Linked DNA regions of Homo sapiens: region 1 is linked to region 2. Evidence: chromatin loops called from intact Hi-C (ENCODE). Cell type or tissue: CD4-positive, alpha-beta T cell. All regions are shown on one strand. Each heading gives the region's core, and the rest is flanking DNA. Links, peaks and the distances in the headings are about the cores only.

Region 1 (15,690 bases), core at 6,395-11,394, 50 kb after region 2:
GCGCCGGGGAGAGACCATCTTTGCCTGACACAGCATTCTTCCTGTTCACTGAGGGCATTTCCAAAGCTGCCTCATGCCTGTTCTTCAGAACCCTCACATCCCTTTTTCCAGGTCCTCACTCTTGGGTTATGGAGGCTTAGGAAAACAATCCGACTCCCTAGCCCAGACCCTCAGGTCGGGAAGCCTGCATGTGGGGCTGCAAAAGGAGAAGACGATGCTGTAGGAGGCAGGGAGAGCAAATTACCACAGCTTTTTGGCCCAGCTCTGCCCTTCTTTGCTTTGGGATTGCACTGGGCCATAAGCTCATGCCAGGCTATGGGGGCAGCCAGTTGGCATTGCTCCCCAGACTGAACAGAAACCTGGCTGTCTGATGGGACCTCCTTTGGCACAGACTTGACTGTGTAAGTGTATAAACTGCAGCAGCATCGTTGCCCTAGATGCCCCAGGAGACCTGGCACCATGAGGATTATGGACAGTGGAATCTTACTGTCATCTGGACAGCCGTTTTCCTGTTTGGATGGTAAAGGAAGTTGAGAACCTTTAGACCTGTGCACAGCCCTGCACCAAGGAGTGCTGTGTGCTCTAGGCATCCCTTCCCCAGGGGATTTTCTAAGTAGATGGGGGGACAGGGTGAACTGACTGTGTCCTTTGTCACTGAATGAAATCTCTGTTTTCTATTCTCTGAGAAGATGTTTGTATGTTCTGAGAATAAATATATGAATATTTTTAAAAAGTGACTTGAAAATGAGATGCAGGAATTAAAGAGAGTTCTTACGTATGACACTAATGCCTCATCGCAGCAGGAAAGTGGCATTATATTCCAAAGAGCTCAAAGCAATTTGGCAACTGATGAGCCCTTATAAGCTCTGGAAGCCCTCAGACACAGGAGCCAATAAAAAAGATGGCAGAATTTCTGCCTTTGAAAGAGATAGATGAGACACCAGTGATGGAGGACCTGTAAGTGTTCATGTGACCCTGGGGCATGTTCTCCCGGGAAGTCTCTCAGTCTCAGGGAGAGCCTCCATATCTCTCTGTCTCTTCATCACTTTTTGCCCCCATCACCCAGGACCCTCTGGCACTGATCTAATCATGAAGGAAGCAGAGTGTGACATTTGAGAAGTGACCAGGCTGGCAGCATTGACAAAGTCCTGGAACGTTGGGAAGTCTCATAGGCACGATGGGAATTTGGCTGACCCCTGAGGAGCACTGTTCAACCTGGCTTTGGCAGCTGTAGCCCCAATCCCAGTCCCCATCCAGCCCCCATCCTTGCTCACCTACTTGAGAAGCACCAAGTCCTTCTCAGCTGCTGCACGCTTGCTCCGCTCTTCACAGTACCTGCAAGAGGAACAGCGTGGGTCAGCTGCAGCTGTACCAGAGGGCTGTACTAGGAGAGGTCCCTGGCCAGTCCAGCTCAGGGGTGAGCCAAGCAGAAATCTCTCTGAGTCATAGGGATCCATGAAGCCCTGAGTCCTCCCAGCCCTTCTCAGCACTGGCATAAATGTTCAGGATGTTGGTGATGGAGGTAAAAGCGTGAGAGCTTGTCCTCCTCCAAGCCCAGCTACACTGCATGGAATGCAGTCTCCATTCTCCCACCTGCTCCTCATGCTCCCATATGGCTCCCCATCTCCCACACTGAGGCCTGGGCCCCTCCCACAGCCCTGGAGTCTTTCAGTGTTCCTCAGTCAGCACTGAAGTTAATGTCCCTTCCAGTCCCACAGGGTGGGAACCCCCAGAGAGCACCCCTGAGCTTCTCTTTCCCGGGCCCCTCACTCAGTCCAGGCCCTACACCACAGCCACGATGACTGAGGGCCCCACTCTTCTGCCTCTGCCACACTAATGCAGTCAGCTACCCCAGCCACAGGGCCCTATGGGAACAACCGGCCCCATGAGCTCCACATGTACAGCTATAGCCCCAGCACCAAGCACAGGGCCAGCACAGAGTAGACATTTAATACCTTTCATTATTATGTCCTTCGTAGTTCATGTCATTCAGTAATAATAAAACCAGCATTATTAACAAGCTATTTGGTTGATGAGCCTTTCATTAGTATTAACTAATTAATTAATAAGGTGTCACTATTTGCCAGGCACTGTTTGAACAGCATATATTAAATTATTTAGCTGTCAAACAAACTTTTAAGGTAGGTACAGTTATCACCCCCGTGTTACAAATGAAGAAACTGAGGCACAGATTGGTTAAATAAATTACCTATGATTGTGCAGTTAGAAAGAGACATAGTCAAGCTTAAACTCGGGCAGTCTGGCTGCAGAGCTTTTGCTCATACAGACAGTGCTGCATGGCAGGTCCACCAATGAGCCCCGTCAAGTGCTTTCCTTATCCATATTGCCCCAGCTCCTTGTTGATGCCCACAGAGGCCAGATGACCTTCACGTTCTGGGCACCTGAGCCTCACCACCGGGTGCACTGCCTCTCACCTCCTCTTGTATGCCTCCCCGAGCGCCTGCATGGTGCCCAGCTCCCCCTCCAGCCGACCCCGCTCCATCAGTAGCTTGTCAAGGTGAGCCTGGAGGCAGCCAATGTAGGATTCAAAGAAGGGCTGCAGGTCATTGGAGGTGGCCATTTGCTCCTACAGGAAGCATCACTTGGTCTCCAGCACCTTGTTCTGCTGCTCCAGCAACCGTACCTGTGATCAACCATGGAGGAGAGGGTTATGCTCTGTCCAGTCCCTGGCTCAGGAGCAGACCTGGTCTCCAAATCCAGGCCTCCCATGCCTGGGATCCCAGGGGGTCTCAGGGCCTCTGACCCTCTCCAACCTCAGACACTCACCTTGTCAATGAAAGAGGAAAATTTGTTGTTGAGGGTCTTGATCTGTTCCTTCTCTTGGGTCTTCACCTCAATCTAGGCGTCAGTCCCCATGTTCAGGGGCTACCAGAGGCTCTGGTTGATGGTCACCTCCTGGATGCCAAAGGGAAAGGCCCCCAAACCTCCAAAGCCTGAGGCTCCTCAAGGCTGTCCTCCAAAGCCACCAGGTCTCCCTCCAATGCTGAAGGAGCTTCCTCCAAAGCCACTTTTCATTCCCCTTCCTTCAGCCCCACACAGACTGCTTCCCAAGGTGCCCCAGCACCCCTGTGCCCTGCCCCCAGCACCCCTGTGCCCTGCCCCCAGCACCCCTGTGACCTGCCCCCAGCCTGGGCGGCACCTCCAGCAACCCTCAGTGAGATCTTTCTCCCTGCAAAGCTGTACAGACTCCTGCTGCCAAAGGTGCCCCCTGTCACGGCATAGGCCGCAGCAGCACTGCCTCCCCCAGAACATGAGGCTGACGGATCTGATGGCACCACCATGGCTCTAGCCAGACACCAGGATGGCAGAGTGGCCACTCAAGCCCTGGGTGGCCTGGGAGGTCCTGCTGGACTGCTGGCTCATCATTTTCTCTGGATGCAGGAAGATGTCCTGGTTCAGAAAACCTGAGGAAAGAGCACTTTCTGATGCAAGGAGAGAGGTGGCCCTTTTTATAAGTCCCAGTGGATTGGCTCACTAATTTGACAATTTCCTGAGCTTGATTTTCTAGCCAAAACAGGTCAATGCCTCAAATCCCAAACACATCTTGGTCCTAACCCTGGAGCCACCAGTTGCTTTGATTTTTCTCTGACATTGGCCTCATTTTTCCTTCACCAGATCCAAGGCAGAAAAACACTTAGGCTCCCTACAATGGATGGGCTGCTTCCTACTGGAACCTAGCCCCAAACATCAGGGCATTTGCTGTAATTAGGTGATTTTCCATGCTCCTCCTGTCTCCGGTGACCTGAGTCATTAACTTCTGCCAGTCAGATCCCAGCTCTTAAAACATAAAATATTCACAGGAGACCTTGTCTCAGTTAATTGTGCAGTGTGGTCCTGAAAGAAAGCCCTTCAGCTCTCCCGGGAACCACATCCACTGCGGTGGGGTCCTCGGGATGCAGGGGCCATCAAGAGTCTCTAAGGTAATGTTTTCCCTTTTTGTCCTGAGGAAGTGACTCTCCTTACCTCTGGACAGTGCCTAGCCTGCAAGAACAGGACTCTCTGCCCTGCAGGGGCTTTACCTGCAATCATCTCATGCCTGGGTAGTTCAGAGTAAAGCCTAACTCCCGCCCAGACCATCAAATGAATGCACTGTACGTTCTAGGCTGCTCCTCTCTGCAGCTCGTCGTCCTGGCATCTCCAGCTATCAGCAGAGAGGGTAGCTCCTCTCTGCAGCTGGTCCTCCTTCATCTCTCCATCCTCTGTGTCCTTTCCCCTGCTCTGGCTGTGCCCTGGGCTTTTATGGACCTCAGAGGGGAGGAAGTGTGTGCTGATTGGTCCATGGGCTGCCCCAAGGAGGTACCACAAGTCCCCACTCCAGTTGGCGGGATTGGCCGACCGTTCCCCAGCCTTCAGGCCCTCCCTGACCTGAAGTTGCTTATCAGCTTAAGGAGATTTGGGGCTGAGACGATGGGGTTTTCTAGATATACAATCATGTCATCTGCAAGCAGGGACAATTTGATTTCCTCTTTTCCTAATTGAATACCCTTTATTTCCTTCTCCTGCCTGATTGCCCTGGCCAGAACTTCCAACACTATGTTGAATAGTAGTGGTGAGAGAGGGCATCCCTCTTGTGCCAGTTTTCAAAGGGAATGCTTCCAGTTTTTGCCCATTCAGTATGATATTGGCTGTGGGTTTGTCATAAACAGCTCTTATTATTTTGAGATACATCCCATCAATACCTAATTTATTGAGAGATTTTAGCATGAATGGTTGTTGAATTTTGTCAAAGGCCTTTTCTGCATCTGTTGAGATAATCAAAACCACAATGAGATACCATCTCACACCAGTTAGAATGGCGATCATTAAAAAGTCAGGAAACAACAGGTGCTGGAGAGGATGTGGAGAAATAGGAACACTTTTACACTGTTGGTGGGACTGTAAACTAGTTCAACCATTGTGGAAGTCAGTGTGGCGATTCCTCAGGGATCTAGAACTAGAAATACCATTTGACCCAGCCATCCCATTACTGGGTATATACTCAAAGGATTATAAATCATGCTGCTATAAAGACACATGCACACGTATGTTTATTGCGGCACTATTCACAATAGCAAAGACTTGGAACCAACCCAAATGTCCAACAATGATAGACTGGATTAAGAAAATGTGGCACATATACACCATGGAATACTATGCAGCCATAAAAAATGATGAGTTCGTGTCCTTTGTAGGGACATGGATGAAACTGGAAACCATCATTCTCAGCAAACTATCGCAAGGACAAAAAACCAAACACCGCATGTTCTCACTCATTGGTGGGAATTGAACAGTGAGAACACTTGGACACAGGAAGGGGAACATCACACACAGGGGCCTGTCGTCGGGGGGTGGGGAGGGGGGAGGGATAGCATTATGAGGTATACCCAATGTAAATGATGAGTTAATGGGTGCAGCACACCAACATGGCACATGGATACATAAGTAACAAACCTGCACGTTGTGCACATGTGCCCTAAAACTTAAAGTATAATTTTTTAAAAATTGTCATGACTGGGAAAGGGGTGCTACTGACATAAATAAATAAAAACTTGCTTTAAAAAAAAAAGACAAGACTATAGGGACAGAGAACAGATCTGTGGTTGCCAGAGGTTAGGGGTGGGGGTAGTGAACAACTATAAAAAATAGCACGAGGGGGTTTTGGGAGGTGATGAAATTGTTTACACCCTGATTGTGGGAGTGGGTACATAAATCTATACATGTATAACTGTGTTAAAATTCATGGAACTGGAGACAGGGCGCATTGCCTCATGCCTGTAATCCCAGCACTTTGGGAGGCTGGGAGAGAATCACTCAAGCCCAGGAGTTCAAGACCAGTCTAAGCAACGTAGCAAAATCCCATCTTTACAAAAAATACAAAACTTAGCCAGGCCTGGTGGCGTGCACCTGTAGTTCCAGCTACTCAGGAGGCTGAAGCGGGAGGATCACCTGAGCCCAGGAGGTTAAAGTTGCAGTGAGCCATGATTCTGCCACAACATCCTAGCCTGGGCGATTGAGTGAGACCTTGTCTCAAAAGAAAAAGTATATATGTAACTATACACCCAAAAAGTCCATTTTAATGTATTAAAAGCTTTTTTTTTTTTTTTTTTGAGACATAGTCTCACTCTGTAGCCCAGGCTGGAGTGCAGTGGCGCGATCTGGGCTCACTGCAAGCTCCACCTCCTGGGTTCATGCCATTCTCCTGCCTCAGCCTCCTGAGTAGTTGGGACTACAGGCACCTGCCATCATGCCCGGCTAATTTTTTGGTATTTTTAGTAGAGATGGAGTTTCACCATGTTAGCCAGGATGGTCTCGATCTCCTGACCTCGTGATCCACCAGCCTTGGCCTCCCAAAGTGCTGGGATTACAGGCGTGAGCCACCGCGCCTGGCGATAAATTCTTTTAAATATGGACAAAGGATGGAGAAACATGTTAAACAATATCACACTGTGGGGAGGAAAAAATCACTAACTTAGGATGCTAACTCTACACACAGATGACCAGGTTTCTTCAACAAATAAATTACAAGAAACAAGAAGAAGAATGGGAATCCACACATATCCACCAATTACAATGTATGAACATTGTTTAGACCCTGATGCAAGCCAGCAATTTTAATGAAAACATTCCTGAGACATGAGGGGAAATGTGAAACCTGACTGGATATTTGATCATATTAAATAATTAATGTTTATCTTGTTAAGGGCGATAAGGTTATAATGTGGTTATATTATTCAAAGAGTCCTTATCTTTTACAAAAACTTATAAAATATTTATGAATGAAATAATATGATGTCTGAGATTTGCTCCACCATCTAGAGGCATGGAATGGGTAGAAATGAAATAAGATGAGTTTATTGTTGAGGTGGGTGATGGGTACACAGGTGTTTATTACACTATTCTACTTTGATGTTTGCTTGACATTTTCCATAAGAAAGTTTTTGTTTATTCCAATTTTTTGTGCACACAAAAAAAGAAAGTTTTTGAAGAGCCACCTTGCCTTAGATAATTATGACACCTTTCTTTCCTAATATGAATAAGCAGTTTTTACTGTAAATAGCAGTTTCTTTTTCCAGTACACGCAAATAAGGACATCTTTGCATGTAGTTCAAATATATAGCTTGCCTGAATCTAGTAAGAGTAACAAGTAAGTTGGATGGCAGGGTCAGAATCCAAAAACAATTTGACAGTTTGAAGCTTGAGCCAAAACTAATAAGAAAGATTTAACAGAGATTAATGTAAGACCCCACATGTGCATTCAAGCAAAGCAGCTGCACAGTTCCCCATGGGGAGATAAGGTTTCACAATGGCTTACATAAAGTCATGCCAGCTTAAGGTGAGTCAGTGGCAGAAAGCAGCTGCCAAAATTACCTGCAAGGTCAGAGGATGCACAAAGACAAGCTCTGTGCCCACCCTTTTCCTGAACTAGTCAGGCTTCACCTGAAGGGTTTGGTTCTAGGCACCTGGAAGATGTCTATGGGAGAGCACTGAGGATGGCTGGGGGCATCCCCCAGCTGAGAGGAGATGAAAGTGTCCCACCTGGAGAAGGACCCTGATAAAGGGGGAACCTTCCTTAAACATTTGTAGACTCTCGTGCGCAAAGGGATTTAGGGTTGTTACCTATAGCCACAGGAAAACTTGGACCAATTAGTGGAATTTACATGGTAAGACTCAGCTTAACCTTCTCTGTGAGAGGAAGAGGATTTCCCCACCACAGCAGGGTGGGCTACCACTGTAGACAATGTTTTAGAGAGGACATAGGTATCTAAATGGAGGCTCCTCTTGATGGCTTCTGAAGTCACTTCTAGTCTTGAGAGTCTTATTCCTCAGAAATCAACTAACAGTGGTAACCCTAGAAATAATGATAGCAATATCTCCCATTTATTGTGTACTTATCTTTTTCTAGGAGCTGTGCCAAGCTCTAGCATGCCTTATGTCATTTAATCAGTCCATCAGTCAGCAAGTGCTTACTGAGTGCACATTTCCTGCTCAGTATTGTGTAACACAGAAACACTATATGACACAGTTGCTTTCCTTAAAGAATTTAGAATAGAGTTGCTAATCAAAATTTGTGTAAGTATAGTACAATATCAGTATGAACATCTTTTGTCTTATAAAGTGTTTTTTACATATATTACTTCATGTGTTCTTCAACACATCCCAGAGAGGAAGATATTCTTTTTATTACCACATTAATGAATAATAATACTTAATGTTTTAAATCATTCTCCTCCTCTGGAAGTGTCCAGTTTCTAATGTGGCTCAGCATGAACCTAGCCTCAATCAAGAGAAGACTAGCTTCTTAGACTTTTTTATTTTTATATCCCTGTCATCACAATAATGAGGGAGTTAACTTAAAATAACAATCCATGTTAAAATAGGAAGAAAATATAATACTCTAATCACCAATGACAAATACTTTCCAGCAGCAGGAGGCAGAAAGGAAAACATGCCAATATTCATACGTTTTATTATTCATAAAGACTTAGAGGCAAATTATTTTGGTCTTGGTTTTATGGGGAATATAACAAAATAGACAAAGTCTGAGACTATTTTAAAGTCGGGCTCTGGACCAAATATTTACCTGATCTTAGACAGAAAATTTGTATGCCCAAATGCAAATCGTCAGAGCTGAAGCAGGGAATGGGGAGAGTTGAGTTTGGAGGAAGTGACTACAGTGTCAGCCTCCTGAAATAGAAAAGGCCACCGGATACCTGGGCCAGATTTCAGCACCAAGGACAGAGCACCGCTTCCTGGACGGCGTCTAAAGACTCAAAGGCCTCTCACTAAAGTAACGCTGTGCCGTTGAAGACCAGAAACACACCCCACACACACACACACTGTCTTGAAGAAACAAAACTACACCTATGTTATTAATATAGCGTGGGAGTGACAAGCATGGACTCCGGGGCTCAATTGCCTATGTTCACACACTGGCTCTACCACTTGCTAACTGTAACCTGTGACACAATGTGACCTTCACGTCTCTATACCTCCTTTTCCACATCTGCAAAATAAGGATAATCATACCCACCTCATAGTGATGGCAGCGGCTGCAGCAGGGAGGCACAGCTAGGGCTGCACACTCCATGGAGCCAGTGGGAGCCCCACCTCTTCTGAGTTGGGGCGGGACCTCCCCAGGTGATGCTGCAGCCATCCAAATTGCAGCTGCAGACCCAGTCCTCCTGTTCTAAGGAGAAAGCAGAAGCCCCGCCCTCCTCGTCAGGGCTACAGCCCCCCAAAATGTGGCTGTGGATCGGAGCCTCCCTGTGCTCTTTAGAGGTCCAGGAGTAGGCAGGGTCTGCCTTCCTGGGTGCAGCAGCAGCTGCCTGATCTACAGCAGCAGACCTGGGTCTCCCACTCTGCAGAGGAGGCAGGAGCCAGGCACAAGCAGGAGCCCCGCCCCTTCCAAGTTGGTGGGGCAGAAGCTCCCCAGGTACAGCTGCCACTGCCCTCCCAGGAGCAGGACCTGGGCATCTCTGCAGCGTGCACCCTCAGAGGCCCGGGAAGGGCCCCCCCTCCAGTCCCTGCTGCTTCAGGGGGTGTCTGCTTCCGCTGCCTGGCCTCTCTCCTCTCCTGGTGCCTGCTCTGATCTCCAAGCAGGGTTGGGCCTGAGCCCCAGGGCCATGAATGGCAGTGGGAGGCAGGCAGATTACTGGGTGGAAAAGAGCAGTCCCCGGTAAGTTCTCACCTTCAGGTCAGGGAGGGCCTGAAGGCTGGGGAACGGTCAGCCAATCCCGCCAACTGGAGTGGGGACTTGTGGTACCTCCTTGGGGCAGCCCATGGACCAATCAGCACACACTTCCTCCCCTCTGAGGTCCATAAAAGCCCAGGGAACAGCCAGAGCAGGGGAAAGGACACAGAGGATGGAGAGATGAGGGAGGACCAGCTGCAGAGAGGAGCTACCCTCTCTGCTGATAGCTAGAAATGCCAGGACGACGAGCTGCAGAGAGGAGCAGCGCTCTCTGCTGAGAGCTTCAGAGACTTGTGGAGATGACGTCCCGACAGAAAGGAGCCACCCTTTCCAGGGCCTCCTCTCTGCTGAGAGCTGCACACTCTACATGGTACAACTTGCCCACAGAGGGGAGCTACCCACTGTGGGTCACTTCTGAGCTGTTGTAACACTCAATGAACTCCTCTTCATCTTGTTCACCTTCCACTTGTCTGTACACCTATCTCTTCCTGGACACAGGACAAGAACTTGGGTAAAGGTGCCACCAGCCACAGAGGTTTCTGGCCAGAAAAGTGACACCCCAAGGATCCCATAACAGTAAGATCATTGTGAAGATTAGGTGAGTTATATTGAAGTTCTCAGAACAATTTCTGGCAGGTAGTAATTATGTATATAACTAGGTAGTATATATTTGCTTCATTTATTGGTTTTCCATAACCTTGAGATCTCAGTATGCGGAGGAAAAGGGCATGTGAAGTGTTGTGGCAAAGTCTTGCTGGGGAGAGGATTGGCTTCTCTTGAATAATAAGGAAGGAAGATACATGGGCAGTGTCTGACCACATTTTCCCACCACCTTGGCCCAAAAACCTCAAGGGGAGCAGTGAGGAAGGCCCTGAAGAGACCCAGGCTGGGCACTGAAGTGACAGTTGACTGTCACTGAGCCATTTGGAGCTCTTGGCAAGGACCACTGAGGCCTCTGCAAGAAGTATGCCAGCCTCAGGGTGTGGGCTGCCCTAGGGTGGATCCAGAAAGAGGGAAGCATATCACTGCAATTAGGCCAATTATCTGACCCAGGTTGCTTAACCCCAAAGACTCCCTCAGTGCTCTCATTCTCTTCTCATCTCTCGCTCAGTCCACACACAACTGCTACCATAACTTTCTGCAGTCTTTTTATCACCCTCCAATTCAGAAGGCACAATGGGTCTCTATTGTTCTACAAAACTTAGAGCCAAAATGCAGCATAACATATTACAATTTGATGGAGAAAAAAAAACAGAGCTGAAAGAAGGAAAGGCAGAGTTTCTATATAAGACAACATAAAGGTGAGCCAGACACAGTAGCTCACATCTGTAATCCCAGCACTTTGGGAGGGCAAGGCAGGCAGATCACAAGTTCAGGAGTTCAAGACCAGCCTGGCCAAATAGTGAAACCCCGTGTCTACTAAAAATACAAAAAATTAGCCTGGCATGGTGGCGAGTGCCTGCAATCCCAGCTACTTGGAAGGCTGAGGCAGGAGAATTGCTTAAACCCAGGAGGTGGAGGTTGCAGTGAGCCGAGATCACACCACTGCACTGCAGCCTGGGTAACAGAGATCTGAGAAAGAGATATAGTAAGAGAGAAAGAAAGAAAGAGAGACGGAAAGAAAGAAGAAAGAAAGAAAGAAAGAAAGAAAGAAAGAAAGAAAGAAAGAAAGAAAGAAAGAAAGAAAGAAAGAAAAGAAAGAAACAAAGAAACAAAGAGAGAAAAAGGAAGAAGAAAAAGAAAGAAAGAAAGATAGAAAGAAGAAAAAGAAAGAAAGAGAAGGGAAGGGAGGAAGGAAGGAAGGAAGAAGGAAAGAAAGAAAGAAAGAAAGAAAGAAAGAAAGAGAGAGAGAGAGAGAGAAAGAAAGAAAGAAAGAAAGAAAGAAAGAAAGAAAGAAAGAAAGAAAGAAAGAAAGAAAGAGAGAGAGAGAGAGAGAAAGAAAGAAAGAAAGGAAAAGAAAGAAAGAAAGAAAGAAGGCAATAGTGGCTTGGCTCAGGTCTAACCCCCTAGCTTGACAGTGTATTTCTGGGTCCCTTCTTGGCTTGGCTTTGAACATCCAAGGGGATGGGATTGTGGTGTCACTAACTCTGAGGAGAAAGGAGTTATTACAGAGGAGTGGCAAAGGTCAGGGGGACTTTCTGTAGTCATGAATTAGGTCTCAGGCTCAGTATGTGGTGCAGGAGCACTGGCCACTGCTGGTGGTGGTCTGCACAATCCTGGCTAAGGAGGATGGGGATGAACTGCCAAGTCTGGGATTCTGATCCATGGAGAGACTTGTGCTTCTGAACTAGACATCCTTCCCAATAGCCATGGAGTTAATACCCCCTTGGAGACCCTGGGTACCTCTGTTGCTCCAGTCGCCACTGCTGGAGCTGCTACTATCCCCCATACTAATGTTTTTGCTGCTAGAAGTGTGGTTGACCACAGCTGCAATGAGAATGGACTGCTCAGTCACAGTCTGTCTTCCTAAATGCCCATTGCATGCCAATCCCTGTCTGAGAAATGAGTGGTCAAGGAAAGCCACAGAGGAAAGACTTGTGAAAAGACACTACAAAAAAAAGACCAAAAAAAAAAAAAAGAGAGAGAGAGAGAGACAATGCTCCTATGGGCCTTCCCTGTCTGAGGGAGGCCCAGGACATACACTGGATGGGACATCAGATAAAGCCTACCTAAATATGACTTATGTGTCTCTCCCTTGTGCCCCTGCCTTTGTGTTACTCTAGGGACAAGGCTGTAGAAGACAATTCTAGGGTTTAAAAGCTAATACAAAGCCACGAGAAATCATCTAAAATGATAGAAAAGAAGTGCACAGCATAATCACAGATACACACTGGATGCTGGCACTCCCCAGACATCCTATTCAGGAACAAAATAAATATCACAGAAAGGTTATGGTGAAATTACCCAGGTGGGACAAGCTCTTTTTGGAATTAGCCCCTGGGATGCCAGGATACAATGATATGAGCTCCAGCATCAGCGATTGAGTTTAGACATGAGAAGGGACTTCCCTGAGATTCTAGGATGGGGAATGCAAAGAATAGAAATGTAATATGTCTCTGGATACATGCCTCTGCCATTACCTTGGCCTCAGTTACTGCATGGGCAAAACTGGGATAACATGGCTCTTCAGCAGTGTGTGTGATGAGTAAATCAAGCTGGGTAGAGTGCCCCGCACATTCCCCATTCCATATCAGAAGTGACACAGCTCCTATTTGCATCATCCTTCTGGGCCCATGGACACCACCCGCATCCAGGCGCAGGTGTCTTTTTTTTTGAGATGGGGCCTTTCTCTGTCACCCAGGCTGGAATGCAGTGGTGCAATCACGCCTCCCTACAGCCTCACACTCCTGAGCTCAAGTGATCCTCCTCCCTCAGCCTCTCGAGTAGCTGGTACTGCAGGCACATACCACCATGCCTGGCTAATTTTGTATTATTTTTTGTAAAGATGGGGTCTCATTATGTTGTCCAGGTTGTTCTGGAGTTCCTGGCCTCAAGTGATCCTGCCCCAGCCTTCCAAAGCACTAAGATTACAGGCGTGAGGCACCACACCTAGCTGGCCGGGTATCTTTTCCAGAGCACTGCACAGACTCCAACTGTCCAATGTTAACATTAACAAAGAAGGGAAGGTGGGGAAGAGCAACTGGTTCTGAGGAAAATGGAAACTCCAGCTTAAAGTGTAGGGACAGCAGGCTGTTAGGACTACCTGGTACTCATCTTTGTATTCTCCACCACACCAGGATTCACTGACATTTGCCTTTCGGTGCACTATATGTCTATTAGGAGGCAGGCTCTTAGTGTTCTGCTCTAGCAAATATTATAAAAGTTGTATCTCTGAGCCCAAAGAGAGAGTGCTGAGCAGTACAGTCCACTTCATCGAGCACTTGTTGAGCCCTTCCTTTGTCCCCTGCCACTGTGTTAGAGCCTCCGTATACCAAGGGGAAGGAAATGCAGAGACAAAAATCACTGTAACACAGTATAGCTAACCAAAGGACCACATAATCCTGTGAAATGGGTTTCTCAAGTTGGGTTCTGTGCCTTGACCAGAGAGTGCCTACGCTGCCGTACTCCTCGCCCTCCAACATCTTCTGGTAGGTGGCGGTCTCCACATCCAGCCCAGCTTGATGTTCAGCAGCTCTTGGTAGTCACACGGAAGATGAGCCTGGTCCTCCCTGGCCTGCTGCAGGGCATCTCTGAGCTCTGCCAACTTGGCCTGGGCATCCTTGAGGGTCAGCATCGCCCCCTGCTCCATGCTGCTCAGTGTCAGCAATTGCCACCTCCAGGTTAGCATTCCGAAGCAGGAGGAGGAAGTGCACTGAGTCCCTGGATCCAACTGCATATGTAGCAGGTGAACACAGGTCTCCATCTTTCCCGTTAGTGAAAATCTTTAATCTGTGTGCTATGTGGCTGGTGATGCTAACTTCTGCTCATAGCATTCACATCCATATAAAATAAACCATACTGGGAAACTCCAATGATTGTCGAGCCTTTACCCAGAGATAGTGGTCACCTGCTTCCCACCTCTTGGGAAGGAATAATCCATGTTCTGAGATCCCAGAAACTCAATGCCACATAGTTTATGAAGTTTTGGGGACCATGTCTACCAGATTGAGAGAAGATCATTCTGCCTTTAAGTTGATGGATGTAAGTTAAGACAGCGTAAAGTCCTTGTTCTATGTGGTACCACTTGGCAAGCCCAGTTGCAAAAGGTCCCAATCAGGAGTCTGAAAAGCTGCCCTACCTGCTAGGTCCAGGTGGCTCCTCTGGCATCCCAGGACACCACTTTCATCAGAGCCATAATCCTGGGCTTTGAGGAACTGCCCCCACCTGCTTGTTGATGTTCTCAATCTCTGCCTGCAGCCTGTGGATCATCCTGCTGAGCTCCGCAATCTCATTTTTGGTGCTCCTCAAGTCATCATCATGTCTTCTGGCTGTGGTCTACAGCTCCCCAGGCTACAGCTGGGTGAACAGAGAGAGCAGGTAGGGAAAGATTATCCCTGACCCTGAAACATGTGTATGAAAAGGGCAATAGAATCAATCCAGAAAGTCCTAATTCACATAAAGCCCACCAGGCACGTAGAGTGGAAAGAATCACTTAACTGAAACTCACAGTTGCCCTTAAAGATATCGGGTAGTCAAATGAAAAGCACTATAAGGACTCTACAAGTTTATGGGGCTGGGCACAGTGGCTGACACCTGTAATTCCAGATACTTGGGAGACCAGGGCGGGTAGATCACTTGGGGTCAAAAGTTCAAGACCAGCCTAGCCAATATGGTGAAATGCTGTCTCTACTAAAAACACAAAAATTATCTGGGCATACAGGTGCAAGCCTATAATCCCAGCTACTCAGGAGGCTGAGGCAGGAGAATCGCTTGAAACTAGGAGGCAGAGAGGTTGCAGTGAGCCGAGATTGTGCCACTGCAGTCCAGCCTGGGCAACAGAGTGAGTGAGACTCCATCTCAAAAAAAAAAAAAAGATTCTGCAAGTTATGGAAATTTGTGAAAGAAATTTCAATAGGTTTCCTAGTGAATAAAATATGTATTCTCTGGGATGGTGCCAGAAAGGCTGGAGGTAAAGTTCAGAAGCCCTGGAAAAGGCTGGTGGGGTCCAGATTGATCCAATGATCCTTATTTACCTTGGTCTGGTACAGGGTCTGGGCCTTGGCCTTGCTCTTCTAAGCCATCTCCTCATACTAGGCCTTGACCTTGGCAATGATGCTGTTGAGGTCCAGGTGCCAGTTATTATCCACAGATAGGACCACAGACATATCACTGGATTGCGACAGGCCTGGTTATACTCCTACAAGCACAGAGGGGCACACCACTGGGCAGTTGTAACCATCTCTCTAGGATGCCCTGAACCGACCATCCATTGGCTCAGGAATGTTATGAGGTCGAAAAAACTAAATCTGTTTTTATTGCCCAGACAGCCCATGCAGGTGACTCTGGATGTTTCCTAGGTGGCCAAACTGAAGGAGTTTCAGCTGGCACACGGGTTCCCG
Region 2 (15,690 bases), core at 4,238-9,237:
ATGGAGGCTGCCAGGCCTGGGCTCCGCTCCTGATTCTGCACTGCTCTAGGCAGGTCACTGACCCTCTCTGAGCCTAAGTTTCCTTCCTCTGTAAAAAGGAGGCTCTATGTACCTTCCAGGGAAACTGAAGCATAGTAGAGTATAGATAAAGAAAAAAGGAGCCAGGCGTGGCGGCTCACGCCTGTAATCCCAGCACTTTGGGAGGTAGAGGTGGGCGGATCACGAGACCAGGAGATCGAGACCATCCTGGCTAACAAGGTGAAACCCCGTCTCCACTAAAAATACAAAAAAAATTAGCCCAGTGTGGTGGCAGGCGCCTGTAGTCCCAGCTACTCGGGAGGCTGAGGCAGGAGAATGGCGTGAACCCAGGAGACGGAGCTTGCAGTGAGCCGAGATCTCGCCACTGAACTCCAGCCTGGGCTACTGAGCGAGACTCCATCTCAAAAAAGGAAAAAAGGAAAGATTTTTCCCTCACTCTTGCATTTGAGAGAACCCAGAAGCTGATATAATAACCAGAAAAAAAAAAACAAACTTTAGAACAAGCCCCTGATTTACTGGAAACAGTGAAAAGGCTGGAACAGGACATTTAAGCCCTTGACATGGGCCCATTTCCTCATCTTGTGAGAGAAAGCCTTAAGAAGTCCACGGACTTGCCCTGGGAAAGCTAGGGGGCATCACATGGAAGAAGGGATCACAGGTGCATCACCGGGCTCACCTGAGGCTGGAGGGAGCTGGGGCCAGATGCGAGGAGCCTTTGCCCTCACTGCAGAGTGCCTGCTCTGCAGGGGGAGCACAAACACTGAGGGCTGAGCACACAGGGGCAGGTGTGGAGGTCAGAATGCACACTTAGAGCCCCCTGGAAGCCCTTCCAGGCTTGGGATTGGGCCACTCGGAGCCCGTCCTCCATGCTAGAAAACCTCCCAATACCCCAAATTCCCAGCCAGCCCTTCAACAGAGCATTGATCAGCCTGAAGACATCCCATTTCCCAGACTGATCGGAAAGCTGATAAAACCAGGGCAACCTTGAAGAGGGACCTTCAAGCTCAGTGTAATGCCCAGTAATTTGCTGGACTTTTTTCCCTGGGACCAAATTAACCAGCAAATGGCTCATTAATTTGAAGATGCATTCTGGGCCAAAAGGCTGGGTAATTGAAAAGAGATGACATTCTCAAGAGACTCTTCCTCAGACCAGGAACTTTCCCAGCCCAGAAACGCACACCTTGTCTAAGGTCAGATGCAGTTAGAATTTTACTGAGTCAATGATTGCTCCTCCAGTTAACCATGTCCTCAGATCAAAATCTCTGTGGATGAGAAGCTGGTGGAACTAAATTTATATTTCCAGAGTGCCCCACCCTGCCACCCTGCCTCTCAGAGCAAAGAGCAGCTGGCAGACTTTCCCTGGGACTCTCACCAACCCGGGTGTTTGCTCCCTCCTGCCAGCCTCTTGGTTTATTGATGAATGAGCCTGCTTGGCTCTCCCTCTGAGTATCTGCCTTGTGGGAATAGCATTGATTAGGGGCAGGGATGGAGCACTCCATGGTCCCTAGAAGGACTGCAGACCCCCACACCTGGTCTCCGCACTCCCAGGTGAGTGGGACTCAGGTGAGATAATGCATGTGTGGGCATTTCCTACATGGTTTATAGAATTGCTTGTTGTTTTCACTGGGGTGAGCTGAAAGTGAGAGACATTTTCTCCTGATGGGATTTCTCATTGTCTCTGATGGAAATATTGTCTATTTCAGGAAATCTCTTCAGTGTCTTAGTGCTAGTCCTCCTTGTTTAGGTCCCTAAAGTTACTCTCTCTTTCCCTGAACATCGAATTAAGACTTCTCATTTAGACGTTGAGATGCCTTCTTTGACCAACTCCTCTCCTTTCTGTCCTTTATTTCTCCTGCCCCTGCCTTGTGGAATCTCTATTCCAATATTCTTCAGATTCAGGCACATGATTCCCTCCATCTGTCCCCCAGGCCTCCATGACAGGACAAAATCAAGAATTCGGAAGAGATAAGTCAGGGCCACATTTTCTGGGACAATCTCAACTTGTTCCCAAGAGAGGAGGGAAAGGAGAGCTGTGGTTGGCCTTATCCTTGCGTGTTTTCTCAGAGCCAACGTGGATCCCATTAGAGTATCACACATGCATGATCCCAGGGATAATCAAACTCACACCCTGTAATAGACCCTGTGCTGCCAGAAAACTTAGCCTCATTTAACAGTTCTGGCTAGGGCCTTTGGCTTCTTTGTGACTTTAGCTTTCACTGGCACCTGACCTTATTCTTCCCATATAACACAGAGAGTAGAATTTTTTTTCTCAGGTTTCGCCATGTGAACTCTTAGTACAGCAAAGATGTGAGATGCCTCCATACACATATCCCCACCCATCTCCACTCCCGCCCTCAACGTCCTGCCAAACGGTTAGCCAATCTCTGCTTGAAACTTGATCACTCCCCAGGTAGCCTCTCCCATGTCAGGATCATAGAAAGGTGCTTCTTATATTGAGCCGAATATGTTGTAGCTTCCTGAAGCGATATTGATGGAATTTGGATATGGGATTCATTGGAATAGGACAGCAACCCATATGAATAAAACATTGTGTTCCCAGGCATGCCCCTCCAGAAGTCTTTGGGGAGGATGTGGCAGCTAACTGCAAACATCATATCAACCCATAGTGATAAGACACTCTGTTTCCATGCACACCCCTCTATTCTCTCTGAGAAGTTTCTCCCCATCTCATCTATCCTGGCAGCAAGCCTGTCAGAGGACAGGCAGAAAAGGGAAAGGCAGGCAGAGAGCCTGCCCACATGTGGAGGAGAAGCCCACCTTTCAGGGGACATGTGACAGCTAACTGCAAAGACACTGCCTATCTGGGTCATCAGCTTGAGTCAGCCACCCTTCCTGTGGTCCCACGGAAGCCTTTCAAATCTTTGCAGTTAGCTGCCACATCTCCCCCAGAGACTGCTCTCCTGGCCTTTCACCGGCATTCCTGTGATCGGGCTTCTGATTCCCCACCACCACTGTCCTGGTCACCTTCCTCTGAGTAGGCTCCTATTTATTACAGTTCTTGGAGCTCAGAGTCCCCACAGTGATCTGACTCCAGAAGAGCCTAAACAAGCTCTAGACGTGACTCTCTTCCTGATTCCCAAGGCTGCCTCCAGCAGCTGCCACACCTTCTGACTCACGTCTCCTCACCTGCCAGCTGGACACTCAAAGTCATGTTTACGCCCACTGCTCTCCATCCATGTCTTCCCTTCCTAGTCCGTGTGCTCCTGGCTCTTGGCTGCTCTTGGCTCTTGGCTGCAAGTGTGGGGCACTGCATCTGTCTGCTCCCTCTCTGCTTCCCTTCAGACAGCCTCTCTGCCCATTTCTCCCTTTCCTACCCATCTCCTGACAGGCCTGCTGCCAGGACAGGTGAGATGGGGAGAAACTTCTCAGACAGAATGGAGGGGTGTGCCTGGGAACACAGTGTCTTATCAATATGGGTTCCTGTCATATTCGAATGAATCCCATATCCAAATTTCATCAAAGTCCCTCCAGGGAATTAGAAAGTAGATCACATCTTTTATGTGATTCTTTTACATGGACTCAGAACTACCACATAGGATGAGGTGATGGCTTAACTTGCTCCATTATGGAATTTCTGCATCTCTGCTTCCCTCAAGGCATCAATTGAAGATGTCTCTGCCCATGACCCCACTCAGTTTGTGGGCCTCAGCCCCTTTCTTCCCTAGCTCAGTTTCTCCTGTCCAGCTGCTCCTTCTCACCCCCACACTCTCTCTTATTTTGAGTCTCTGAGCAGACTATCCCCCTGTTTGGAGGGCCCTTCCCTCATCTCCCCACCCACACCTCTCTTCCTTGGCCCTGTTCCATATCCCAGTCCTCCAGGAGTCTGTTGGAACCAAACGTCCCTTCCCCAGCACTGGCACCTGTCGTAAGTCCCACTGTTCCTGTTTTGGGGGGTCTGCCTGTGTCCTCAGGATAGGCCTTGCTTCCACTCTCAGGCTAGGAGGTCCTTAGAAGCACACTCAGATTTCTCTTCTCTCTGAATCGTCCCTCCCCCATAATATGTCATTTAGTTGTGAGCAACTTAAGAGTCAGAAACATGTTCATTCAACATTGCATTCCCAGTGCCTAAGCCACTGCCTGCCACACAGTAGGAGCTTAATAAGTGCTCATTGAACAAATGTATAATTGACTTTTGGATGATCAGCCACTTTAAGGATTAATAAGATTATGTCTGTAAGATTCTTCAAGACTGTGTATTACTTGTACAATAAAAAATAAGAAGAAATTTTAACTTCCCAAATATAAATAATTTCAGAGGTCTGCAGAAATTTTTAAAGAAATAGCCCAGGTACCACGCCTCACACCTGTAATCCCAGCAATGTGGGAAGCCAAGGTGGGAGGATCACCTGAGCCCAGGAGTTCAAGACCAGCCTTGGAAACATGGTGAGACCCCATCTTTATTTAGAAGAAAGAAGAAAAAGAGGAGAAGATGAAGATGAAGATGGAAGAATGAGAAGGAGAAGGAGAAGAAGAAGAAGGAGGAGGAGAGGAGGAGGAGGAAGAGGAGGAGGAGGGAAGAAGAAGAAGAGGAGGAGGAGGGAGGAGGAGGAGGGAGTAGGGGGAGGAGGAGGGAGGAGGAGGAGGAAGAGGAGGAAGGAGAAGAAGAGGAGGGAGAAGAGGAGGAAGGCAAAGGAGAAGAAGGAGAAGAAGAAGAAGAAATAATGCATCTCCTGACCAAACAGCAATTTGAGATCACAGAAAAATTTATTATAGAAATACCAGAAATGCTGCCCCTTGACAGTACAACTTTGAACCAGGAAATGATGAAGTCACAAGAACAGCCTAAGAGACCCACACTGAGCCCATCCAATGCCCCAAGAGAATCATGGACTTGGAAGTTGTGTTAGGACTCAGCTAGCAAGTGAAGGTGACTCCAGATCATAGAAGCAAAGCTACATTCCCTCTCTCAAGGCCTGATACTTTCCTCTTCCTGCCCTCTCCAGCACATCTCAAGCCTCTTACATAAGATTCAAAATTAAGAGTCATATTCTCACAAAGGGCTCACAGCTACAGAGAACAGAAGGCAGGAGGGACTAGAGAGGTCTGGGAAAGGGCATTAAAATGCCTTGCAAAAAAATGGGCAGCTTCCTGACTGACTTGGGGTTGGAACCCTTCCAAGACCCAAGTCAGATCCTCAGACTCCTCAGGCCCGAGGCACCTGGATGGAACAGAGCTGGGCTTCACATGCCCACCCAATGGGGCAATTCTCAGAGTGGTTATGATGCAGAGCTTAGGAAGGGTCAGGCTTCAAAAGAATGGAGCTGTCAGGAGGAAACAGGACAGAAGCAGAACTTGCTTGTCTGTTCATCAACTCCTGCATCCACTGCTAAAACAGGCTTCCTTTGGGTAAGGATTCATGACCCTATGCCCTCTGAAATACTTCCACCTTGAGTTGTTTACACAGGGGAGAATGCTTCCTGAAACAGAGGTTCAGAATCAGGACAGTGATGCCTTACAGATATCTGGTGTGGGCAGCAAATCTATACTATCCATCAACATGAGTGTATGAGGCTATGGACCAAGAGGCAGGAATAGGCCGCTGGTGCAGAGGTTTTCCTTACCAAGCTAGCTTGCCCTGCAATCAGCAACTTCCCCCAAAGGGATCATTATGTGGTCCCCAGCAGGGCAGGGGGGCGTGGATTCTTGTTCACAGAGCAGCCCAGGTACAGCAAAGGGAGCTTGGGGTTGAGATACCAACTCTCCATTATGCGCCTTGTCGATGCTCTCTACAGGCTGTTTCTGTTTCCCTCCATTGCTAAACTAGATGCCTGGTATCTTTTAGCACTGGGGATTAATACTTAGCTGCAGTGGCTTGAACTGGGGCATAAGGGCATTCTACTTGGAGGCAGAGGAATGATAACAATGACTTCTCCCTACCTTGCCAACTCACGCAGCCTCTGCCTCTAACTGGAATGTTTGTGCTCACCCTGGGCTACCGATCTTCCAAAAAGGTGGGAGCAGGAACAGCAGCAGGGCCAGCAGAGCGGGGTCTGAGTGAGAATGTGCCTAGCTGTGAATCTGACTGCAAGCCAGTGCCCTCCAAAGAGAGATCTGCTGTTTGGACTTATCCACCCTGCTTCCCCCATTAGAGTCGAATTTATTGGCAAAATTGCTGAGACCCATTAAGAAAAGTGAATGAGAGGGGATCAGGAAGGGCGTGGAGGGGAGGAGTTTGAGGAGAGGGCGGTGAGGGGCAGGCGTGATGTGTGGCAGAAACGAGGCCTCTACTCCAAGATCCGCCTGTGGGAGGTGTTGGTGGAGGTCTGGATGATCTGCACGCGCGAGGATCCGCGGCCGCTTCTGCCGCTCCCTCCGTAGCTCCCGCCACCGCCGCCGCAGCCGCTGCCATAACCGCCTCCACTCCTGCCTCGTGCCCCGCCTCCGCGGTAGCTTCTTCCGCCGCCATAGCCCCCACCGCTGCCGCCGCCGTAGCCTCCTGAGCCGTAGCTGCCGCCGCCTCCCGCGCCGCCGTTGACGCTCACCTGGCTGTTCTGCACGGCTGTGGGTAGGGGACAGTGCACACGGGGTCAGAGGGACCGGGCAAGGCCCCCACCTGCACCCGCCCCTGCACCTGCAGCCTCCTCCATCCTCGATCACCCGTGGCATCGACTTGCAAACCCCATACATTGAAAATTGAAAGTGTTCCTACTTGAAAAGTATTCTTCATACTACAAAGGGATGCCAGGGTTCCTCTCAGCAACACACTTACATTGTTTATTGAATATGTACCCTAAAGAGTTCTAGCCGCTGCTGATTCCTCCTAGGCATCATTTAATAAAAAGGCATCATAACAATTAAGATAAGCAGACCTGAAATCATAACCATTTATTTCAAATGAATTCTTCCAGGCTTTGCCATTACACTTGCTTACTTTGGTGTCTATTGCACAGGACTGGAAGCTAAAATGCCAGACTTTCCGTTCTCTGCTGGCCACCTCCTGGCCCTCCCTCCACCCAGCACCACCAGCCTCTCTCTGCCCCTGGGCTCTGCTACTTACAGATGCTCACATGGCTCTGCAGCTCTCCTGACATCCTGTAAAACCAAAGCACACGGTCAGCCAGACCCACAGGGCCTGAGGAGAGAAGGCTGTGGCCCACAGACATCTGGATCAGAGGTGTCCCCAAGCCTTAGGGAAATGTGTGTGCATGAGCAGAGGTCAGGAAGCCAGTGGGGCAGAGAGAAATTTCAGGGTTTTCATGAAGCCTTTTAGCATTGGGGGTGAATACCCAGCTGCAGAGGCTTGGATTGGGGTATAAGGACATTCTACTTGGAGGTGGAGGAATGATAACAATGACTTCTCCCTATGTGAAGAGGCTTGTCCATTCACACAGCCTCTGCCTCTAATTGGAATGTTTCTGCTCACCCTGGGCTACCAATCTTCCCAAAAAGGTGGGGCTTATCTTTTCTCCAAATAGCCAGTCCCACAGCTTCATGGGTGCATCTCAAGCCTTAGCCCCAGAAACACAGCTGCCAGACCCACCTGCTCTCCTCGCCCTCCAGCAGCTGGCGGTAGGTGGCGATCTCCACATCCAGGGACAGCTTGACCCCCAGCATGGCCTGGTAGTCACGCAGCAGCCGGGCCAGCTCCTCCTTGGACTGCTGCAGGGCCTCCTCCAGGTCCTGCAGCTTCTGCCACGCATCCTGGAGGGCCTGCTCGCCTCTCTCCTCAGCATCCGAAATGAGTGACTGCATCTGTTCAATCTGCTCCAGAGACAGTTGGAGACCATTTAATGGTTAAGTTTCCAGAGCTCGATCTGGCAGGGCATTGTAGGAGGTGCAGGGCTTGGTCAGCCCTCCCTAAGCACCCGTCCCACCTGCTTCTTCACGTTGCTGATCTCTGCCTGCAGCCTCTGGACGGTGCGGTTGAGCTCTGCAATCTCCATCTTGCTGTTCTTCAGGTCGTCTCCATGTCTCCCTGCCGTGATCTGGAGCTCCTGGTACTGGGGCCAAAGGCAGCATCATAGTCAGCATGTGCTGCCCACCACAAGCCCCTCCAGGAGGGAGTAGGTCTGGGCTGCTCTCCCCTGGGAGATTCCCACCCACCTTGCACTGTGGTCACCCCTACATGCATACTCACAGCTATACCAAACCTCCCTCACCCAGGCTGCAAACACATGTATACATGCACACACTCACACTATCCCAAGCCTCCCGCATTCCCACCAGTCTCTGGGCAGACTCTCATCCCAGCCAGACAAACCTGCTTTGTGATGCCCTTTCTACCACCTTTTCACACATCTAAGCCTTCACGTTGGTCCTTACCCACACTGAGACCCCCTCACTCTTTCCACCCACCATATAGCTTCCCACCCTTTTCCAGGATGATCTCCCTAGCAGTCAAGCAGGACCTCATGTCCTCAGAGGCCCTCCATTGGCTCCACGTTCAGTCTCATTTCCCCTCCATCTCTGTTTCTGTCTCTGTATTGCCCCATTAGTCAGAACTCCACCCCCAGGACAGGGCTCTGAAGTGGGTAGGAGAAGCATCGACTCAAGGGAATCTGCACTCTGCTATTTTTCACTGTTGGCCATCTGCTTCCTAGTCTAATGTCGAAATCCATTCCACCCCAGAACACTGTGCAGGACCGTGGGACAGAGGTCAGCCAGGATTGGAGTTGGCCACAGATCATCCTCAAAGCCAGTCATCAATGCTAGTTGTTCAGAATTTAGTGACTGGACTGTCAGCCACGCCCTTTCAACCAGAGGCTTCACCATCCAAAAAGATCCAGGTCAGTTTATGGAAAAGAAGTAACCAAAGATGTGCCCAACAACTTAGCCACAAAGGAGTTGATCTAATAAGGGAGGGTGTAGTCTAACAATATAATACCAGGCTGTTAAAAATGCGGCAGGTTATTTAGTGTCACAGAAAAGTATCCATATGTGTTAAGTAAAAGAGAAAGTATAGCCTGGCCAACATGGCAAAACCCTGCCACTACTAAAAATACAAAAATTAGCTTGGTGTAGTGGCGCGTGCCTGTAATCCCAGCTACTCAGGAGGCTGAGGCAGGAGAATCACTTGGACCCAGGAGGCGGAGTTTGTAGTGAACTGATATCAGGCCACTGCACTCCAGCCTGGGAGATAGAGTGAGTTTCCATCTCAAAAAAAAAAAAAAGTAAAAAAAATATATTTTAATAGATACCATTATGAAAAAAGAATAAAAATCATTCTAGTGGTGAGGGGAATGGGTTTGTAGACACAAACCCAATTTTAATTAAGCTCTGGCTCTGCCATTTACTAGCTACAAGGCATTAGGGAAATTAAGTAATCTCACACACTACTATCTATTATAAAATGGTGATAACGAAATTCTTACCTCATTGGTTGTTGTAAGGACTGAATGAAATAATAATAAATAAGTAAAGCACTTTGTGCAGTGCCTAACACATATGAGTTCTCAATAAACATTATTGGGTTTTTGCAAAAGTAATTGCAGTTCTCGTCATTACTTTTAATGGCGAGAACCGCAATCACTTTTCCACTAGCCTAATAGCGACAAAGAACTGGTAGAAGAGATATTAACATATTAATAGCGGTAGTGAGAGATGGGTAATCTTTACATGTAATTTCTAGAATTTGTATAACAAACACATTTTACTTCAGAAATAAGAGAAAGACAATGCAATAAGAGAAAGACAATTCTGGGAAGAATCTGTTTTTCTGGGCACCAGATCTGGGGGCCACGCCCACCTTGGTCTGGTACAGGGCTTCGGCCTCGTCCTTGCTCCTCTGTGCAATCAGTTCATACTGGGTCCGCACTGCATCGATGATGCTGTCCAGGTCCAGGGAACGGTTATTGTCCATGGACAGGATGACGTTGGTGTCGCTGATGTGAGTCTGCACCTGAGACAGCTCCTGCGAGGCATGGCGCACAGGCTGACTCCTTCCATTCTCCTCTGGGGGCCTCAGTTTTCCTCTGCTGCTCCCTCAAGGCTCTCGGGGGAAGCCAGAAGCCTGGGCCAGGTAGTCTTGGGAAAAGCTCTTGGAATTGTTGTGTGCAATGAGAGATAATAGGGAGAGTCTTAACTGCCTCCAGGGAGAAGGAAGGAGCCTAAACCTGGAGCGTTCAGATACCATCTCCCCATCACACTTCTCCTGCAGCTGCCACTCTGCCTTGCTCTGACTTGGCCACCATAGTGAGCTGGGCTCCTTGGCAGGCATGCCTCTTCCTTGAAACCACATGAGTACTCCGAGGCAGTAGAATGGACTCTAGTTAAGGAGTCACTTGGACTCACTTTTGAGTCTTGGCTGTACCATTGACTAGCTAGGTAATGAAGCAAGTAATTTAACCCCTCAGTGCCTCAGTTTTCCCATCTGTAGAATGGAGATACCCATAACATAAACTTCTAACACAGCATCTGGCCCAGAGCACGTACCCCCAAGTTAGACACAGGCAAAAGAGGGCCGGGTGGTGGAGTGTTTGATCCCCCATCACTAAGGTCAGGTTCCACTCCCTTTGAGACTCACACTGTCACCTCCCACAGAGTTTCCTAACAGCTCCATCAACTCCCCAGAATTAATGAAGATTTCTGGTTGGTTTTGCCCCTTATATGTCTGGGTGATTTCCCAGACAGATTGGAAGCCATGAACCAGGGACACATTCGCCTCCACCTAACTCAGGATTCTCCCAGCCTTCCATCTTCATTACCCCGACCTGGGGATTCTGAGGATTGGGGTGGAGAGGATGGCTGACTCCAGGCCCACAGAGTTGGGGTACCTGGGGAGATGAGTCCCTAGTGGGACCCTAGTGTTGGGTTTCAGGCCTCCCCTCTTACAGCCCATACTCCTTGTGAGATGTGAGAAAAGAAAGGAGGTTCTTATAAAGGCTTAACTCACCGTCAAAAATAAATATTTCAAGAAATTGACCTCCCCAGTCAGAGTGTCCACCCTGGACTCCAGGTCCACTTTGCTCACATAAGCAGCATCCACATCCTGAATAGCAGGCAGAAACAGTTTGACTTTATTGCCCAGGCATTGCCTGCCACCAGCTCACTGGCTGGCTCAGGCGAGTGGCAGAGCCACTCTAGGTTTATTTCCTTACTTAAAAAATTCATCACCGCACTCGAATAAGGGACCCACAAGTCCTGGCTTTCCTGGCCAGAAGGAGATGTGACACCAACCTCCACATCCCAGTCAGTCACAACCAACACCCCAGGTCCTTCCTTAGGTCCCAAGGCTACAGGTAACTGACACTCAAAAGCTGTCATTTCACTTCATTTCACTTTCAGGACCCCAGAGAGATACGAACTCAAGGCTTCCTGAAGAGTCATTATCAGTGTCAGTTCCAATGTAAGGGCCCCGCATTCAGGCATCATACACAGCAAGCCGGCCGTAGAGGCCACCCTGCCGTTGTCACAGAGCATCCCATAGGGATTCCTCACTCCCCTCAGCCTCCTGGGTCCACAGCCACCCTCAGGACTCCCCTTTCCCTCACCTTCTTCAGGACGACAAAGTCATTCTCGCTGCCAGTCCTCTTGTTGATTTCATCCTCATACCTGTCAGGCGAGGCAAAGGAGCACAGAAAGGCTGCAGGCTGACCTTGGCTCCCTGAGGTCCCTCCTTACAGCAGAAAGCTTGGAATTCCCCAAACATTTGCTGTCCTGGGTTCAGAGAACCCTGCTCAAGGTGCTGGCTGTCCATTCCCAGAGGCTGGCACTCTCATGGATGAGGGCAGAGCCAACTCCTAGGTCTGTGGGCCAACAGAGGGGACCCCGGGCCAACATGGAAAACCCAGAGCCACAGAGAAGGTCCCTGGAATGTCTATTTTTATTTTGATGTTTTACCTTTGTAAATGTGTCAAACTCATTCATTCCTTAAAACTGAGAACATGAAATAACAACCACTTTTACTAAATATTTTTGAAGAGAAAAAATTTAATCTACATTTCTGTACCCCACCCCCCACCAGCACCTCCAGTGTGGATTTCACTTTTCCCTCGTTGATTCACACACACTTGGATCTCTACTGGCACGACACAGTAAGCATGCCAAGGTGATGGGAGAGAAGCACCCTGCACCCCACATGGGGAAGAAGAGGGAGGGAGAGGCTCTGCTGCCTGCACGGCTCAGGAGCAGCTGATCTGGAATTCGACAACTCCCGTCACCCCTACTGTTTATAGTCATAATAACAAGGGTTTATTGACTGCTAGGGGTGTACAGCCACAATACTAAGAACTTATTAAGCATCATTTCATTCAAACCAGCAGTTCTCAAAGTGTGGTCCCCAATCCACAAGCATCAGCATCACTTGGAAACATGTTAGAAGTACAAACACTCTTGCTGCATCCCATATCTGCTGAATCAAAAACTCAGGGGGCAGAGCCCAGCAATCTGATTCCAGCAAACAGATGCATGCTCAAGTCTGAGAACCACAGATCTACCCACAACAATCCAACAAGGAAGGTTCTTGCTATTCCCACATTACTAATGTGAACACTAGAAACTTAAAAAGATGAATTTGTAAGCAGCTAGTAAGTGGCAGAGGCCACACTGGAAATCAGGCTTACTTGGTTTCAACATCCATGAAGCTATCCTGCCCCTCCCCACCCAATGCAATTGACAGCTGGCTGCCAATATCATTCTACCCGGGTTGCCACATACAAAACAGTGCCTCCTGCAGTTGTGCAGTGCAGAGCCTGCATGCCCCGCCCCCCACCCTTACACACAAACACTGAAGCCGAATGTCTTGCCCCTGTGACCAGTTTCCGGCCATGCTTCTCCCCTGTTTTGCCCTGCCTGGAGTCTCACTTGCTCTTGTAGTCCTCCACGACATCCTGCATGCTCCTGACCTCCGCGTTCTGGCGCATCTGCTCCGCACTGAGCAAATCCACCTGCCTCCGCAGGTCACCGATGTAGTTCTCCAAGAGGGGCTCCAGGTTGTTGGTTCCAGTTGAGGTGTTCACCTGCTGCAGCAACTCCCATTTTGTTTGTAGCACCTGGTTCTGCTGCTCCAGGAATCGCACCTAAGAGCAAGAGACCCCAGTCCACCCCAGGCCATGGATCAGAGCAGCTCCCCCATAAGTAGGAGCATCCATACCCCCTCAACACATCCAGACCTCAGAGAATCAGGATGGCTCCTCCAAGGGTCAGAGAGCTTCCTTTTCTCGGGATTGAGACACACAGAGGGCAATGTGGTTTCTGACTGCCAATGGCTGTAAGGTCAACTTGCCTAAAATTGACACTAAGCTCACTCTGGTTTTGAAGGTAAATCACCTCCTTCATTTACATCATAGAGCACTCACCCTCCACACTCAATTTATCCATGCCAACGTAAGGAAATGGTGTTTCGGAGCATCTGAGACACTGATGACCCCAAGGTTCCTTTCTCTTTGTGGTCAAAATGCATTATGTGATAGAGGAGAGGAAGAAAGAAAAAGAGAGAAGGATCAATTTGGCTTAGAACATTAAACTAATTCCTGAGCACACTTGCTTGGGTGCCCCTGCCCTGCAGCCACCACCACCTCTGCTGTCTGCCGGGATGTTTGTCAGGAAAGTAACTCATTTAAATGCTTTTATAATGCAGACAGAATTTTTAAGGCAAATGTCCTCATTTTTTAAAAGTCTAATGCATTCAAGTGCCCCAAAGTGAGGACTTTGGGTTGTCAGGTGTTTGAGAACTACCCACTTGCTATTTCCCGGGAAATGGAGAGTGGACATCACCCAATATTTTCACCACCTCTTCTCCCAAAACTGTGGATATGGAGGTAAGATGCGGGGCCCAGGGAGGCGGCTGGCTGTGCAAAGTGTGCGGCTTGTCCTTGGCATGGTAATGACCAGCCTCCACCTTTCCTCAGCCAGGTAGACACTGTGGAGCCTCTGCTCCAGTGCCCTGATAGCAGCAGTGATGCTGCCTCCAGACTTTGCTCGGCCGCATGCAGGCGCACACGCCCAAAAACACACACCCTCCAGAATCCTGCTTCCTCCTCTGGGCACCATGTAAAGGGGCAAACCCACTGCTTTGTGTGGTCAGAACGGAACCCTGAAGACACTCCCCTACCACGTGACACTAGTGAGGGTCCTCCAAATCCCCCGGCCCTTGAGACTCCGCCCCTCTGAGGGGCCAACCCTGGTTAGCTCCCTTTGGATTCTGACTCTAGGCTGGAAAATGTTTGCAGACAACACAACCTCCCATGGCTCATTTTTGCTCACCTTATCAAAGCAAGAGATTAGGCAAGCAGCTCTCCCAGGCTTGTCAGCACAGCTCACAACACCGTGAGAAATTCCTGCCACTCTCTATTTTTACTCTGTGGTGGCACTCCCAGGGAGTGAAGAAATCAATTCAGGACTCATTCACTGCACTCAGTGGCAGTGGCATTGTGGGGACCAAAAGAAAGAATCCTGTGGTCCCATGGAGAGTCTCCACATAAAACAATGAGGGAGCAGTGACACAACTCTGGGTGCTCTGGCTTTAGCCCAGGTACCCATCCGCAATATCCAGGAGCTCATAGAAGACACTGTGGTTCTCATCAGGCCACCCAAACTGCAAAGGCAGAGTCTGGATGCAGGGAGTGCCTTAACCACTAGAACAATCAGTAAAAGCCACTGTGTTTTTCCCCAGGTTCCCCAAAACACTCCTGGTCTGTGTCCCACCAGCAAAACTCAAGGGCAGCTCAGCTAGCACCGATGGAATGAGGCATGCTGCTGAGCAACCTTCTCGCCCACCCTCTGCTTCAGTGCTCCTCCCCTGCACAGGGACCTCCCAGTGCCCTCAGCACCCCAGGTCTCCTCAACTCTTTGCCCAGCAAACTCCTGCTCATCCTTTAGACCTCAGCTGAGGTGGCATCCCACCAGTGTGTCCCCTTTGCAGCCCCTTGTTCCTTGCCTTTCTAGATCTGTTGAGACTTGCAGTCATGTGACAGTGTGTGAGCATCTCTCTCCCGGGCTGCACTGGACCCCATGAGGGCAGGCCTATGTCTACTTTGTTCTCCAGGGGACACAGTGGACCCATGGACACACAATGCCCAACACGGAGAAGACAAAAAGTGTCATGCACTCATGAAGTGCAAAAGGTTTTAGAACTGCCTGCTGGTGTGGGCTATCCAGGCCACTCACCACTCTTAGCATAGAGGTCCAAGGGTCAGCTGATCAAGGCCAGGCCAGTGTCCCAGGGGTAAGAGCTGAAACCCTCCTTTCCTTTCTGAGGCCCTGTCCCCTTGTCATTGGTTCTAGAAAGCCTTTGGCTCCATTTCCACTCTCTGAGCGTCCAGCACTGACCCCTGAGGGGCTGACCCAATTTGTCATCCGGTTTCTATTTATTGAGCAATTCTCATATGTCAGGCACTATTCTGGGTGCTAGGGATTTGGTAATAAAAAAAACAGGCAAAATCCCTGCTTTCCAGGAGTTTGCATTCTATTTAGAGAGATTACTATAAAGAAATAATCATGTAAAAAATACAGTGCCTCAGATGGCTGCAGGGACTATGGAGTCACACAGGGCCGGGGCATAGGAACACTGAAGTGGTGGTCAGGGAAGGCCCCACTGAAACTGTGGCATCTGAGCAAAGACCCACAGAAGGTGAGGGAGGAAGGTGGGCCTCTCTCTCGGGGGAAGAGTTCCATGCAGAGGGAATGGTAGGTGCAAAGACCTTGAGACAGAACTGAGCCTTGGATGCTGGTGAGCAAGAAGAGAGCAGGAGA

The links. A loop is a pair of places that touch in the nucleus more often than their neighbours do. Peaks named below come from ENCODE experiments on the same cell type or tissue, not always from the same donor. Only the 100,000 strongest peaks of a DNase experiment are listed, where the experiment ranks them.
Region 1: it touches region 2 in a loop (1.9-fold over the local background); 1 of 110 quality-filtered maps calls a loop at or near these places.

The regions. Positions count from the first base shown.
Region 1 is chr12:52,732,838-52,748,527 of GRCh38, forward strand. It overlaps the pseudogene LOC400036 and the pseudogene KRT125P. Among named protein-coding and RNA genes, the nearest start is that of KRT76, 37 kb to the right of the region's middle. In CD4-positive, alpha-beta T cell, for the core only: no CTCF peak of the experiment used is centred there; a DNase peak (open chromatin) is centred at 8,734.
Region 2 is chr12:52,684,881-52,700,570 of GRCh38, forward strand. KRT77 (keratin 77) reads right to left here. Exons shown (of 9, transcript NM_175078.3): 2 at 12,802-13,016; 3 at 11,490-11,550; 4 at 10,892-10,987; 5 at 9,746-9,910; 6 at 7,875-8,000; 7 at 7,541-7,761; 8 at 7,058-7,092; 9 at 4,746-6,559. The coding sequence ends at 6,285. Among named protein-coding and RNA genes, the nearest start is that of KRT77, 11 kb to the right of the region's middle. In CD4-positive, alpha-beta T cell, for the core only: no CTCF peak of the experiment used is centred there; a DNase peak (open chromatin) is centred at 6,451; H3K4me3 peaks cover 1,004 bases.